Linked DNA regions of Homo sapiens: regions 2 and 3 are each linked to region 1. Evidence: chromatin contacts called from ENCODE Hi-C or POLR2A ChIA-PET data. All regions are on one chromosome and are shown on one strand. Each heading gives the region's core, a stretch centred on a gene start or an enhancer-like site at or near the end of the contact. The rest is flanking DNA. Distances are from core to core; before and after follow the strand shown. Region 1 has its middle 110 kb from the start of ZBTB18. Region 2 has its middle 24 kb from the start of ZBTB18. Region 3 overlaps LOC105373262 (a long non-coding RNA gene).

The links. Hi-C counts contacts between places; a loop is a spot of excess contacts on that map. ChIA-PET counts read pairs that join two places held with the same protein, here RNA polymerase II (POLR2A). Pooled maps may share reads with other maps.
Region 2: a map of PC-3 shows a loop between it and region 1 (2.3-fold over the local background). The contact joins two enhancer-like sites. A Hi-C loop is called at or near these places in 2 of 168 maps with a recorded cell type or tissue (PC-3 and posterior cingulate gyrus) and 2 of 50 pooled maps. POLR2A ChIA-PET finds 5 or more read pairs at or near these places in 1 of 52 experiments (MCF 10A).
Region 3: a map of endothelial cell of umbilical vein shows a loop between it and region 1 (4-fold over the local background). The contact joins two enhancer-like sites. A Hi-C loop is called at or near these places in 10 of 168 maps with a recorded cell type or tissue (CD8-positive, alpha-beta T cell, Caco-2, Calu3 and 7 more) and 11 of 50 pooled maps. POLR2A ChIA-PET finds 5 or more read pairs at or near these places in 2 of 52 experiments (OCI-LY7 and activated T-cell).

Annotation. Positions count from the first base shown.
Region 1 is chr1:244,160,684-244,165,299 of GRCh38, reverse strand. No RefSeq gene overlaps it. Among named protein-coding and RNA genes, the nearest start is that of ZBTB18, 110 kb to the right of the region's middle. Within about 2 kb of position 1,964, at least 13 of the 41 ENCODE cell types and tissues checked have a DNase peak (open chromatin) inside an H3K27ac peak, as active enhancers do; they include PC-3 and endothelial cell of umbilical vein, where a contact is called at or near this core.
Region 2 is chr1:244,073,438-244,078,071 of GRCh38, reverse strand. No RefSeq gene overlaps it. Among named protein-coding and RNA genes, the nearest start is that of ZBTB18, 24 kb to the right of the region's middle. RefSeq lists enhancers at 594-1,094, 3,207-3,256. Within about 2 kb of position 3,116, at least 4 of the 41 ENCODE cell types and tissues checked have a DNase peak (open chromatin) inside an H3K27ac peak, as active enhancers do.
Region 3 is chr1:244,272,413-244,276,902 of GRCh38, reverse strand. All of the region lies in intron 1 of LOC105373262 (a long non-coding RNA gene), which reads left to right. Among named protein-coding and RNA genes, the nearest start is that of SPMIP3, 78 kb to the left of the region's middle. RefSeq lists a silencer at 3,615-3,841. Within about 2 kb of position 2,947, at least 21 of the 41 ENCODE cell types and tissues checked have a DNase peak (open chromatin) inside an H3K27ac peak, as active enhancers do; they include PC-3 and endothelial cell of umbilical vein, where a contact is called at or near this core.

The sequences.
Region 1 (4,616 bases), core at 715-3,214:
TCCATTTAGCCACAGCCATTTTTATCTTAACACCATTGCACCTGCTATCCTGCTGTTTGGGGCACTCTTTCCCCAGGAATTTGTGTGGCCCCTGCCTCTCATTCTGGCATCTCCTTAGAGACGCATGCCTTCCTCACTCTGTTGATTAAGCAGTGCCCTGTCTTCCATCCCAGTCCCCAGGTTCCCTGTCTTATATAAGGGCCCTATTTTATCTCCTCAGTGTACTTAGAAGTACCTGAAATGATAGCATTTGTTTGTTTGGCTTTTTATGTTTGCTCCTTATCTCCCTCAATGGTAATGTGAGATTATAATACCTCACAGGCTAAAAGCTAAGATTATGTTTCTTCCCATCTACCACACAAAAACGTTGTAAGGTTTAATCCAATGAATGCTCCTCTTTAATGTAATGATCAGCATTAGCAATACTCAAACTCATGAAAACATCAAAAAGCACCCAATGCACTGCCCTACAAGGCTAGGGTAAAAATATTAAGAGGCCATCAATGTATCTGCATAGGATTGATTTTGCATTTCACGATGATTCATTAGCAAGAACAGGTGTTTGGAGCACAGGGACTGCGTCTTTGAGAGGCTTTAGTAGGGTCTAAAGTTTCACTCAGCATTGATCATGTGAGAACACTTAATCAAAGTGCATGATTAGTGGAGAGAGTTCTGTGAGCTCGTATGAATTTGGTTTGCTCTCTTTCCAAAGGGTAGCTTTTTGTTCAGACTGACAGTAGATGTCATTGATACCTCCTGAAGGCACAAGAGCCCGCTCTGTTTTGGGGGTTGCTCCAGACCTGCCTGGGATGTGGGAGCTCTGCTCTGACCATGGAGCACCCTAGACATGAGACAACCATATCCATGCCCAGTGACACCTATGTAAGGTGAGGGGCCACCAATCCCCAGGGACCACCCCAGAGGAGAGGCCAATATGGATAATGCCAAAAGCGATGAAGATAGTGTCATGTGGCTAGAAACACCTTCAGCACAGCCTAAGAATATTCAGAGATGCAAACTGAAGAAATGCGGGTAATGGCAAAGGCATTCGAAGAATCTCTTAGCTCTGGGAGTATACACAGGAGGAAATCCTATCTAGGAGGGAAGTGAGTCAGAGCCTGCTTACCACACTGGAGAAGGACAATCAGGTTTTAGAAGAGTCTTAGTACTTTATATCCTTGGGCTTTAAAACATTCTCTGATTTTTTTCATTTTTGATTGTTGAGTCCTGGAACAGTTATCAGGAAGTGCCTTTGGTGAACCCAGCTATGGGGAGAGGAACAGGTCTGGGGCCAGGCTCTGAAGGACAAATGCTCCGGACAGTGCTAGGAGGCCCCCGGAAGGCATTTCCGATGTACCCAGTGCCTTTCTGGAGAGTTGGCAGCAGTTCAAGAACTGTGCCTTATCCCGTCTTGTTAGGATATAAAACCGATGCTGGATATGGTGCATTGAGGCAGGTGGTCTGTAGTTTACATGCTACTTAAAATTCTGAAGCCACCTACAGTAAATGCTTGAAATAAATTGTGGGAAATCACTTGAATAATCTTGCAAACATCCATGTAATGCTTAAACAAAGGCCACCTAGAGACCAGGGAAAGGCTGCTGGAAGCCAGTGCACAGTTTACCTGGGAAGCCCCAGGGAGCAGCATGGGGAAGATGCTGGGAAATTACCCACCTGAGCTTCAGGCCATCCCCATTCATTCTGTTCTTTTTTTCTCATGATATATCACCCAGCCTAATCTCAAATTCGCTCTCAGAAATGGGGGAAGGACATCATTTCAGTTTTCGCAAAGTAACTGATTAAATCCCAGGTTTAAAATGCCTTGGTGAACAGAGTTCTTTCTATGCAAAGGATGAGCCCTGAATATACTATTTCCTTTTGGCCTGTGGAGGACTCTAATGTGAACGATTCTGCCATGTGGTATGAAATTCTCACGTGAATCATTGATGGCCTTGGAGAAAGGAAAGATCCTGATGCACGGCTCATCTCCTTATGAGGGAAATGGCAAACGAACCATAAAAGCAAGCAAATAAACCAACATGTGCCCAGGGAAACAGTGGCCCAACAAATCCTAAGCCATCAGAAGCAGTGAGATGTCCCTAGCAGGAATCCTCCCAACGGCAGCGCTCAGAGCTCCTGGTTAGAATTTCAGTTGTTGCTTATATAATTTCAAGTGATAACAAGAAGCTATTTTATTACTCTACTGGGTTCAGACTCTTGATCTATACTACCACCTTGAAGGATCATTTCATGTGTAATTTAGCAGCATTTATCTGATATGTGTCCAACAATAACTTACCCATTCTCTGTGGGTCAGCCTTATGGAATCTCTAGGGAGGCAGAGAAAGAAAAGAGACTGTTCCCACTCTCTAGGACTTCACGGTCCATGAGAAACAGAGACCAGCAAATCCACAATGGCAATCCGGGGGCCACACCGGCTGGGCAGAGTACAGAGCATGTCAAGGGTCACAGATCAGGGTAGAGGAGGGGCGCCGAATTCAGCCCTGGTGGGCTCCAAAAGGAAAGGTGTTGGGAGCAGAACATACTTAAGGTGAGTTTTCATGAAGAAATAGAAGTTAGCTAAGAGAAGAGGAGGAAAAAATGCACTCCCAAATAAGGAGGAACTGAGGCTGAGGATGGGATGTGTCAGGGAATAAGGCCCTTTTGGACACCTGGCTGTAGGGAACATGGGTGTGGGCCTCTGGGAGAAACTGAGGGAGGTAGAAACCAAGCAATGAAGATTCTTCTAGGCTACTAAGGATGTTGCCATTTACTCTGAAGGCCGTGGGGAACCCAGCATAATTAGGCTTATATTGCAGAAAATTGACTCTGGCATCAGTGTCAGAGGCATTTGAACCAGAGCAACTCCATCTTGAATAGGGGTGGGGTAAAATGAGGCTGAGACCTACTGGGCTGCATTCCCAGATGGTTAGCCATTTGATGTCACAGGATGAAATAGGAGATTGGCACAAGATACAGGTCATAAAGACCTTGCTTATAAAACAGCCTGCAGTAAAGAAACTGGCCAAAACCCACCAAAACCAAGATGGCGACGAGAGCAACTCTGGTCGTCCTCACTGCTACACTCCCACCAGCGCCATGACAGTTCACAAATGCCATGGCAACGTCAGGAAGTTACCCTATATGGTCAAAAAAGGGGAGGCATGAATACTCCACCCCTTGTTTAGCATATCATCAAGAAATAACCATAAAAATGGGTGACCAGCAACCCTCGGGCAGCTCTGTCTGTGGAGTAGCCATTCTTTATTCCTCTACTTTCCTAATAAACTTGCTTTCACTTTACTCTGTAGACTGGCCCTGAATTCTTTCTTGCGTGAGATCCAAGAATCCTCTCTTGGGGTCTGGATTGGGAACCCTTTCCGGTAACATCAGTATAGATGACAGATCAGAGAGCAGCAAGGCTAGAGGTTTAGGATGAGGATGAAGGTGGGAGATCAAACGATGCTTCATCAATAGAATTGAACACAATGGATGACTCACTATATAGAGAGACTGAGGGAAAAAGAGTTGGGTGTGATGTCCAGGTTTCTGATTTAGACAAGCAGACATTTGCTTAGAAATGCAACATTGAGGGATATGTCTTAAAGATGACAAAACTTCAAAAGTTTCCAAGGTAAACCTGTTAAAGTTTCTAAAGTAAACACAAATTATCTTAATTCAACAAGCTTATTCTAGGCTTCACTTTGACTATGAATCAAGAGGCAGAGCTTTAAGCACCCAAGAGGACTCTGGATTGCAGATTTGAGTTACAATGCTTGAAGTTCTCAGGGTATATTACAGTTCCCACGTAAGTGGGGTGTGACCTTGAATGCACAAAAGATGAGGACCCTAAGAATAGCGATTCTGCTGCCATGCAAGCAAGATATATAAATATGAATGTCAAGCCACTCCAATGCATGAAAGGCTTTAAAGATGCCTGAGAGTTCCAAAGTGCACCGGGCCTCACATAAGCACAATGAAATGATAATGAAGACAACCAGTAGCAGCGACCACCCACCAGCGGTTTTATTGCTGTAACTAGGAATGAAGGGTCTCCCTGGAACAATTGACACTGGATGGCATTGTCATTTTTAGCACATGCTAAAGCTGTGATTGTGAAAGGAATTGTCTCTGTTAAACCAAAGCCAGACTATTTATGGACATCCCTGCTCCCACTCCATTCTTGTGCCATGGCCATAGGTAGGAAAAAATGGAAAATGGCTGCTTGGTTGCCACACATTTTCCCATAAATCCCCTGTCCATGCTTAATCAACCAAGGAAGAAATATGCGTCAGAGGCCTCTTTTTGGAGGGCTTTGAGCTTAAGTTCAGCAAAGGCCCCTACCTTCCTATTTATTCCTTCACCTTCTGCAAACCTTGGGTCACGGTCCCCACTCAGGCCACCCACAATGCTACAGGTCAAAGGACTGCACTTAACCTTGGTGGGAGTAGCTTTCCAACAATCAGAAGAGACAAAGTCACTGACTTTAGTATGTGGAATGCAAATATCAGACAATAATAACGTCATTGTCCCTGTTTTAGAAACACTCACACACAGGCAAGCACAAAATCCTCGACAGTCTATGCTGTAGGAAGTGAGCTCAAAGAAACAGTTTT
Region 2 (4,634 bases), core at 1,867-4,366, 88 kb after region 1:
GTCGCAACAGCCACAGGCATGAGTGGGCCCTGGAGAAGGCAGCACACGAGAAGAGCCATTCAAGTTGCAAGTACCAATCCCAGTGGCGGTGCAGAAACAGGGGAGGAGGTGGGAGACTCGTGGGGCAGTCAGGATTTCCAGAGATGCCAGGAAGGACTTTGCAGGCAGGGAGAAGGTGCTGAGTGCAGCAGGGCTGTGGGCTGTTTTATTTCCCTCCCTAACCTTCACACTCAGTCGCTCCCATCCCACTAGCTCATTCACTCTTCTCCACATCCCCGTGTTCACAGCAAAGCAGCCTGTGGGTGGTGCAGAAGATGGAGAAGTCGTGAGAATAATAGCAACAATAGCAATAGTAATAGCTGGCATTTTTACGGAGGGTTGCTGTGTGCCAGGCACCAAGCCAAGCCCTTTCTCACTTCCTCCTCAACTACGAGGGGGTGGGGAGGGGGCCGAGGGAGCTTCTGCTGTAATAGCCTCTCCGTGAGGACGGGAGACCGCAGAGGGGCTGCTCACGTGCCGACGCGCAGGGATCTCTGGCCCGCACCGGACCTGGGCTCTCCCAGCCCCACCGCCGTGGAATCTGAGGGACTTCACGCTTCTGGGAAAGGAACAACAAAGAAGGCATACACAGAGATTTTGTGCGATTCAGAAAGACTCCAGAGAGTAACAGGCCAGCTTCCCTCCGGTATTGGAAGCTACTCTATGAAACTCAAACTCATAGGCCAAAACTGCATGCTTTTTTCAGAAGGCCAAAGCAAGTCCACCTCAGCTCAGAGTATGCCAAGCTTCAATTAAATGTAAACGGATCCCTTAATGCATAGAAGAGACAAAATAGGGCTGAGGCTGCATGCTGCATTGAGTCCACATGGCACCAGGGAAGTCTGACCCCTGGGAAAGGGCACGTACAGGTTGGCTGCAGGTGCCCGGAGCATGTAAATAATTGGAAATAATGGGGCTCCAGTAGGTACCATCAAATGCGTGAATGGGATTATTCCTAGCACTTCTGCGAGCCACAGATGACTTGCGCCATCTCCTTTACTGTGCTGAGTAGCGACAGATGGCAGAAGGAGAGTTGGGCAAAACCAAGTCTCGTCTCCCCACCATTAACAAGCTGTGTGACCTTAGGCCAGGCACTTAACCTCTCTGGGTCTCAATTTCCATGCTTTTATAAGGCTGAGGAAAGCTCAATTCCCTTCTGGCTCTAAAATCCCTCTTCACCCCTTCTCACATGAACTTTTGGAATTGGCCACGGAGGCCAAAAGAAGCCGTGGCTGCATGCTGGTCTAGACTGAACAACAGACACCCCAGCAGGCAAAGCCTCGTGCAACATGCCAGGGTGTTCCTGAAATCGTAGAGGTAAATCAGCTGATTGAAAACTATATCATAAAAGTTATGGAAGTCTCACTCTGTCGCCCAGGCTGGAGTGCAGTGGCCCGATCTCAGCTCACTGCAACCTCCACCTCCTGGGTTCCAGCTATTCTCCTGCCTCAGCCTCCCCAGTAGCTGGCATTACGGGAGCATGCCACCACGCCCAGCGAATTTTATATTTTCAATAGAGACAGGGTTTCACCATGTTACCCAAGCTGATCTCGAACTCCTGACCTCAGGTGATCCGCCCACCTCAGCCTCCTAAAGTGCTGCACCTGGCCCCTTTAATCTGTTTCTTAACTTGATTTTCCACAGGTGGATTTAATAAGCTTCAGAGTCAGCTGATCTAGGTTGGAACCCTGGTTCCTGGAAAAATTACTCTCTCAACTTCAGTTTCCTTATCTGTAAAATGGTGTTAGTGCCTACCTTGAAACTTTGTTAGGGAAGCTAGCAGGAATTTATGTCGAGTGAAGCAGAGTACGTTAAACATGAGGTGCTCGCCTCATATCAGCTTTTTTGCACGATCCTCAAAGCAAAACACATGTTCATGTGTACTTGCCTTTTTCTCTGTGGTCTCTTTTAGGTCCTCCAGGACAGGGACAATATTTTTATTCTTGGTAAACCCTATAGTGCTTTGCACAACACTTAGTAGAATAAGTGAATTCATCAATGAACGAAATTACTCTTTCGTTTTTCCCTAAGGTTCTGGTCTCTTTTAGGTCCTCCAGGATAGGGACAATTGTCATTCTTGGTAAACCGAGAATAAAACTTTTCTCTCTGATCTCTTTTAGGTCCTCCATGATAGAGACAATTTTTATTCTTGGTAAACCCTATAGTGCTCTGCACAATACTTAGTAGAATAAATGAATTCATCAACGAACGAAATTACTCTTTCGTTTTTCCCTAAGGTTCTGCCTTCCAGAGTTCACACCATCTCACACTTCATTGTTTCTCCCTTCCTCACAGCCAACATCTCTTCCGGGTGGTAGGTTTAAGTCAGTCTCCGGTCGCCGTTTTTGCAAGTCTTAGAGACTGGCCCTTTTAAAAGAGGATTCCTGACATTTGCATCTTGTGTCAGAACACATGCATTTGCATACGTTGGAGAACCTTGAGGCTCCAGACAGCCTGAAGTTAGAAAGTGCTCAGAAGAGCAAGGCAAGCCTCCCCCAGGAGGGTAGGAAGTGGTAGGCACTTACAGTTAGTGCCAGCCAACTCCTTAATGTCCCAGCCAAATTCCTGGGATGGCCAGTCCCAGGAAACCACATGTTTTTATGCTCAAGCTTGTAAAACATTGTCGTAAGTAAATCAAATTTTTGTCCTGCCCTCTCTGCTTACCAGACCAAGAGCAGTGATTATGAATGGCAAGTGGCAAGAAACGGGGTGGAGAAAAACATCACCAGTGAAGACGGAAATGTGTCTGAGAGGTAGGACGGGGGTGTCTGCTTTCTCAGGGAAGCTCCAGCTTCTGTTCCACCTCCTGGGAACCTGCCTGTGTGTCCTAATGTCCACCTAGCCCGGATGAGACTGGACAATCAAATTCATGCTCCTCCCGCTCTCCCTCACTTTACCTGTGGGGGTGTCAAAGCCAGAGAGTGAAGCCATTAAATCAGTGCAACCAGAAAATTCATGAGCTCAGAGAGGGCGGGTTGCCTGGTAGAATTAGTAAACTTCATGAGGTGAGAACCACATTTCCGTTCAGCTCAGTGTTCGCGGTGCGAGACAATGCCTCGCCCACTCGAAGTGTTTGTTGAGGGAGTGGATGCATAGATGCAGGAATAAACCAGTGAACGAACACATCGCAGCCGGCAGTAAACTCAGCAAGCCCTTCAGGTTCCCTTTCAAGGCGCTAAGACTACCCGTTTTGCAGCCTGGGCTACTTAGGGGTAACAGGTGAGAAAATATCTGTTGAAGTTTCCAGGACAGTGGAGAGGGCAATGCGTGGGCAGGTCCCAGGAGAAAAAAAAGGCTGCAGGTGGGGTGGAGCCAGCCGTGCAGGAAGCAAGTGGGAGAGAAGTAGGAGGTGGGTGCAGCTGAGCGCCCGGGGAAGCCCCTGCAGGAAGGGACGTTGGTCAGGCAGGAGGAAGGAGGAGGAAAGAGCACATCACATCTGTGGTGCCCAGGTGGCCACCCAGAGCCCACTACGCCACATAGGCTGTCATTTAATTCCTTCAAGAGCCCTGTGATTTCAGTATTATTATCTCCATTTTATGTCGGAGAAAACTGAGGCTCAGAAATAGTAAGAAACACAACCAAGGTCAAGAAGCTGGAAAGTGGAATAGCGTTGGGAATTCAACCAAGGTTTCGCCAATTTCAAAGCCAATATTCTTTCCATCCTCCTAGCACTGTCTCCTGGGAAAAATTAATGTGAGGGATACGTATCACATTGATACACATCATCCAATGATACCCTGCCTCCACCCTGCCGCCAGCCACCCAGCCCCATCAGTCCCCAAGTCCCGTTGACTTGTTTTTTCTAAGTTTGACTGGGACCCAAACCCTTCTTTCCATCCCTGGCTGGGCTGCTGCCTCAGCCCATTCCTCCATCACCTGTCACGTGGACCACAGCGGTCCTCTCCTGACAGGCCAGCCACCCTGCTTGCATCTCACATGGCACATCCACAACCACAGTGTTCTTTCTGGAGTGCAAAATGGAATGTTTTTCTCCTGCTCTAGGATGAGGCCCAGATCCCCTAGGTCCTGGCCTGGCTGACCAGCCCAGTAGCATCTCTCTCAATTGGATGGTGATCCCCAAAAAGATATGTCCACACCTAACAACCGGACCCTCTGAATGTGACCTCATTTGGAAAAAGGGTCTTTGCAGATGCCATTAAGTTAAAGATCTTGTGATGAGGAGATCATCCTAGATTACCCAGGTGAGCCCTAAATCCAATGACAAGTGTCCTTTAAGAGGCAGAGAGAGACCTGGTGCGGTGGCTCTCACCTGAAATCCTAGCACTCTGGGAGGCCGAGGCGGGAGGATCACTTGAGGTCGGGAGTTCGAAACCAGACTGGCCAACATGGTGAAACCCCGTCTCTACTAAAAATACAAAAATGAGCCGGGTATGATGGTGGGTGCCTGTAATTCCAGCTACTCGGGAGGCTGAGGCAGGAGAATTGCTTGAACCCAGGAGGCAGAGGCTACAGTGAGCCGAGATCGTGTCACTGCACTCCAGCCTGGGTGATTGAGTGAGACTCCATCACAAAAAAAAAAAAAAAAAAAAAGAGGCAGAAGAGAAGACACAGAGAGTAGAAGACCACGTGAAGAT
Region 3 (4,490 bases), core at 1,698-4,197, 110 kb before region 1:
AGTCAGTCTAGCAGTGGACTCTGACACTCTCCCCCTCTGGCCTTCTGGAATCTTTTAGCCTCGTGGCTGGCACTCAAACCCAGATGTCTGAGTTTCCAAGGCTGGTGTTTTTCCATGTATTACAGAAAACTCCAAGAGATGTCTGCAGTATTATTGTGGCCATCACCAGTTCCGCTCTTGTTAGACAGTGGGTGCTTCAGGTCAGATTTGGCCATCATACCTTTAATTCCCACTCTCATTTGGCTCATGTTAAGTGTTTAAAAAGAACATGAAAAACCTCTAAAGAAAACCTCACCTTCTCGCACCTTCCTGAAGGAAAACCCAGACTGCTCTCTCTCCCTCACTGCTATCTCTCTCTCTGTCTGCTATCCCTCTCTGTCTGCTGTCTCTCCCTTACTGCTATCTCTCTCTGACTGCTATCTCTCTCTCTGACTGCTATCTCTCTCTTTGCCTGCTATCTCTCCCTCACTGCTCTCTCTCTCCCTGACTGCTATCTCTCTCTGACTGCTCTCTTTCTCCCTGACTGCTATCTCTCTCTTTGCCTGCTATCTCTCCCTCACTGCTATCTCTCTCTTTGCCTGCTATCTCTCCCTCACTGCTCTCTCCCTCACTGCTATCTCTCTCCCTCACTGCTATCTCTCCCTGACTGCTATCTCTCCCTGACTGCTATCTCTCTCTCTGACTGCTATCTCTTCCTGACTGCTATCTCTCTCCCTCACTGCTATCTCTCTCCCTCACTGCTATCTCTCTCCCTCACTGCTATCTCTCTCCCTCACTGCTATCTCTCCCTGACTGCTATTTCTCCCTCACTGCTATCTCTCCCTCACTGTTATCTCTCTCCCTCACTGCTATCTCTCTCCCTCACTGCTATCTCTCTCCCTCACTGCTATCTCTCCCTGACTGCTATTTCTCCCTCACTGCTATCTCTCCCTCACTGTTATCTCTCTCCCTCACTGCTATCTCTCTCCCTCACTGCTATCTCTCTCCCTCACTGCTATCACTCTCCCTCACTGCTATCTCTCTCCCTCACTGCTATCTCTCTCCCTCACTGCTATCTCTCCCTCACTGCTATCTCTCTGTCTGCTATCTCTCTCCCTCACTGCTATCTCTCTCCCTCACTGCTGTCTCTCCCTCACTGCTATCTCTCTCTCTGTCTGCTATCTCTCTCCCTCACTGCTATCTCTCTCTTTGTCTGCTATCTCTCTCCCTCACTGCTATCTCTCTCTCTGTCTGCTATCTCTCTCCCTCACTGCTATCTCTCCCTGACTGCTATCTCTCTCCCTCACTGCTATCTCTCTCCCTCACTGCTATCTCTCTCTCTGTCTGCTATCTCTCCCTCACTGCTATCTCTCTCCCTCACTGCTATCTCTCTCTCTGACTGCTATCTCTCCCTCACTGCTATCTCTCCCTCACTGCTATCTCTCCCTGACTGCTATCTCTCCCCGACTGCTATCTCTCCCTGTCTGTTATCTCTGTCGGACTGCTATCTCTCTCCCTGACTGCTATGTCTCCCCGACTGCTATCTCTCCCCATCTGCTATCTATCTCTGACTATCTCTCCCTGTCTGCTATCTCTCCCTGTCTGCTATCTCTCTCTGTCTGCTCTCTCTCTCTCTGACTGCTATCTCTCTCCCTGACTGCTATCTCTCTCCCTGTCTGCTCTCTCTCCCTGACTGCTATCTCTCTCCCTGACTGCTATCTCTCCCTGACTGCTATCTCTCCCTGACTGCTATCTCTCTCCCCGTCTGCTCTCTCTCCCTGACTGCTATCTCTCTCCCAGTGTGGAAGAGAGGAAGAACCTCCTATTTTCAGACATGGCCTGTGGAGAAGAAAGCCCCAGGTTGCATCCACAGGGTGGTGTCTCTGGAAGATTCTGGGATAACCCTGTAAGAGTTTGGTGGAAGAGGCCGGGTGCAATGGCTCACGCCTGTAATCCCAGCACTTTGGGAGGCCAAGACAGGTGGATTGCTTGAGGTCAGGAGTTCGAGACCAGCCTGGCCAACATGATGAAACCCCATCTCTACCAAAAATACAAAAGTTAGCTGGGCATGGTGGTGTGCACTTATAATCCCAGCTACTCGGGAGGCTGAGGCAGGAGAATCACTTGAACCTGAGAGGCGGAGGTTGCAGTGATCTGGGAGCCCACCACTGCCCTCCAGCCTGAGTGACAGAGCAAGACTCAGTATTAAAAAAAATAAAAAGAGTTAGGTGGGAGGAATGAGTGCCTTCTCTGATTCAGGCGTTCTGGCATGTCACCTCTAGGGGATTGAAGGGGGACCCTCATTCTGTAGGACAGAGGGATAACCTTTCACCTCCATCCCCCAGATGTGCCCCAGGATCTCCTGTAGACACAGCCTACCTCCCCCTCCTATAATCCTCACCAGCGAGCACACTTGGGGTGCTGGTGACTCATCCTGGATCCTAAGGGAGGCTTCCTGAGGATGGGCCTAGTGAACCAAACTTGGAGACAGAAGGTGAGTATGGAGACAGCGGAGCCCAGCCCGGAGGGAAGATGGCCTGGACATGAGTCATCCGTCCTCATCATTCGCCCAAGGATTCGATGTTCCTTTGGCTGGCATCTATTTTCTCTTTGCAAAACTATTGATCCTGCTGCCAAATGTACCCTAAGCCTACCTTATGCATCAGTGAGATGAATGATAAATTCAGTAACCTGAGGACACAGTAACGAGAGGGCACAGAGGACAGTGACTTGGACTTTCATCAGTAGACTTAACACTGGTTGGGCCACGGCCCGAGCAGGACTGAAATTTAGCAGGAGATGAGGACAGTAACATTTGGGTTTGTTCACCAAGCCCCCAGCTTGGCACCAGAAATTTTTGGCTTTCTGCAAACAGCTGCACAGAAGCAGTGGCCAAACCCAGCTAGTGTGTGATGAGTCATCTTGCGTCAGCATCGTGCAGCACAGACATCCTATGAGGGCTCCTTTAGCTGCTGTGTCTGGTTTGGGCTTTTTCCAAAAGACGAGGGAGCCAAATACCTAAGCCCCCACACTAATGAGCACTTTGCGATTCCATGTAAGCAAAGTTATTTCACCTCCCAAGACGCATCTACACTCCTCATTATTCATTGGCTGGCCCCGTGAAGCAAGGCCGAAGAAACTGACTTGACTTAAATCAGAAAAATGAAAACGGAGAGGACTTGGCAGTATGTATCTTTAGGAAAGCATGAGACAGTGTAAAGTCCTTCTCTTTATTCTGAGGCCAGGGCTTTAGACTATAGTAAGGTTAGTCATTGAAACCGATTTCAAGTTTCTAAAGTTTTACCAAGTATGATGATAGAAACTACTTCTCTAGGGATTTTTAATATATTCATGTGCATATGATTTTAAAGTGGACAAGGCACTCTTCATATGCATGATCTTATGTAAACACTACAAAACTCCAAGAATCAAACATTTATTATGACCTCCATTTTACAGATGAGAAAACAGGTTCCTAAAAATGAAATTATTTGCTCAGGGATGATGTCACAAATCACTGACAGAGCTTAAACGCAGGAACCAACATTCTGACTCCAAATCCCATTGATGTTTTCCCCAAACGATACAAGAAATGTCTTAAATGAAAGTCCATGTGAATATTTTGAAGAACCCTTCCAACGTCTTACCTAGACTGTTTTGTGATGCTGAGAAATTGATCTACACGTGTGCATCCCTCACATGGCCACAAGATGGCAGGGTAGCCTCGATGATTGAGAAATTGGCTTCATTCCTTGCACCAGTAGAGGGCTGTAGTTCCATGTTTCAAAAAGTAAGACATGGAAAAAAAAAAAAAAAAAAAAGAAAAGAAAAGAAAAGAAAAACAAAACAAAACAAAACAAAACCCATCAGTGTCTACATTGATGAAATAGGATGGTGGGAGGTTTGTTTTTCTTTTTGCCTTTTCTTTTTTAAATTAGGCAGTGAGAGTTCAAACAAACAAGTCTCCATTTTCACCTCTGTGTTTGCTTTTGGAGGCACGAGGTCAGGACTTGGGCCAGCCGCCTAGCCTACATTATTCATCTGTCCAGTTCCAGCCCTGGAACAAATGTGAAGAAATGAAGTAGCTTCAGTGGAGGGAAAACAGTGTTGTTATTGTTGCTGGTGACAGTTCTATTTGCCAACAAACATAAAAACATACTTTGGAACCCAAATGGGCTTGTCAGAGGGAACTTTTGTTCCATGTTTGGGCTGGGATGCTTCCAGATAGAAATCAGGCTGGCATTTGAACTTCAGGAGGCAGGGAGAGAGCTGTGCACAGCAGCTACTGACCCGAAAGGCCAGGCCATCAGCTGCAGTTTTCATCTGGGTGTCGTTTGACCACAGCCCACGCGGCTCCGGGTTGCCAACTGGGGTCACTGCCCTGAATGGGTATTATGGGGGAGGAGAGCAGGGCAGGCAGGCCAGGAGGATGGGCTTGCCACAAAAGGGGATTAACAGGCTTTGGATTCTGAGTTTTTGGAAGGTGGTTCTCACTTTGGGGCTTTGGGATG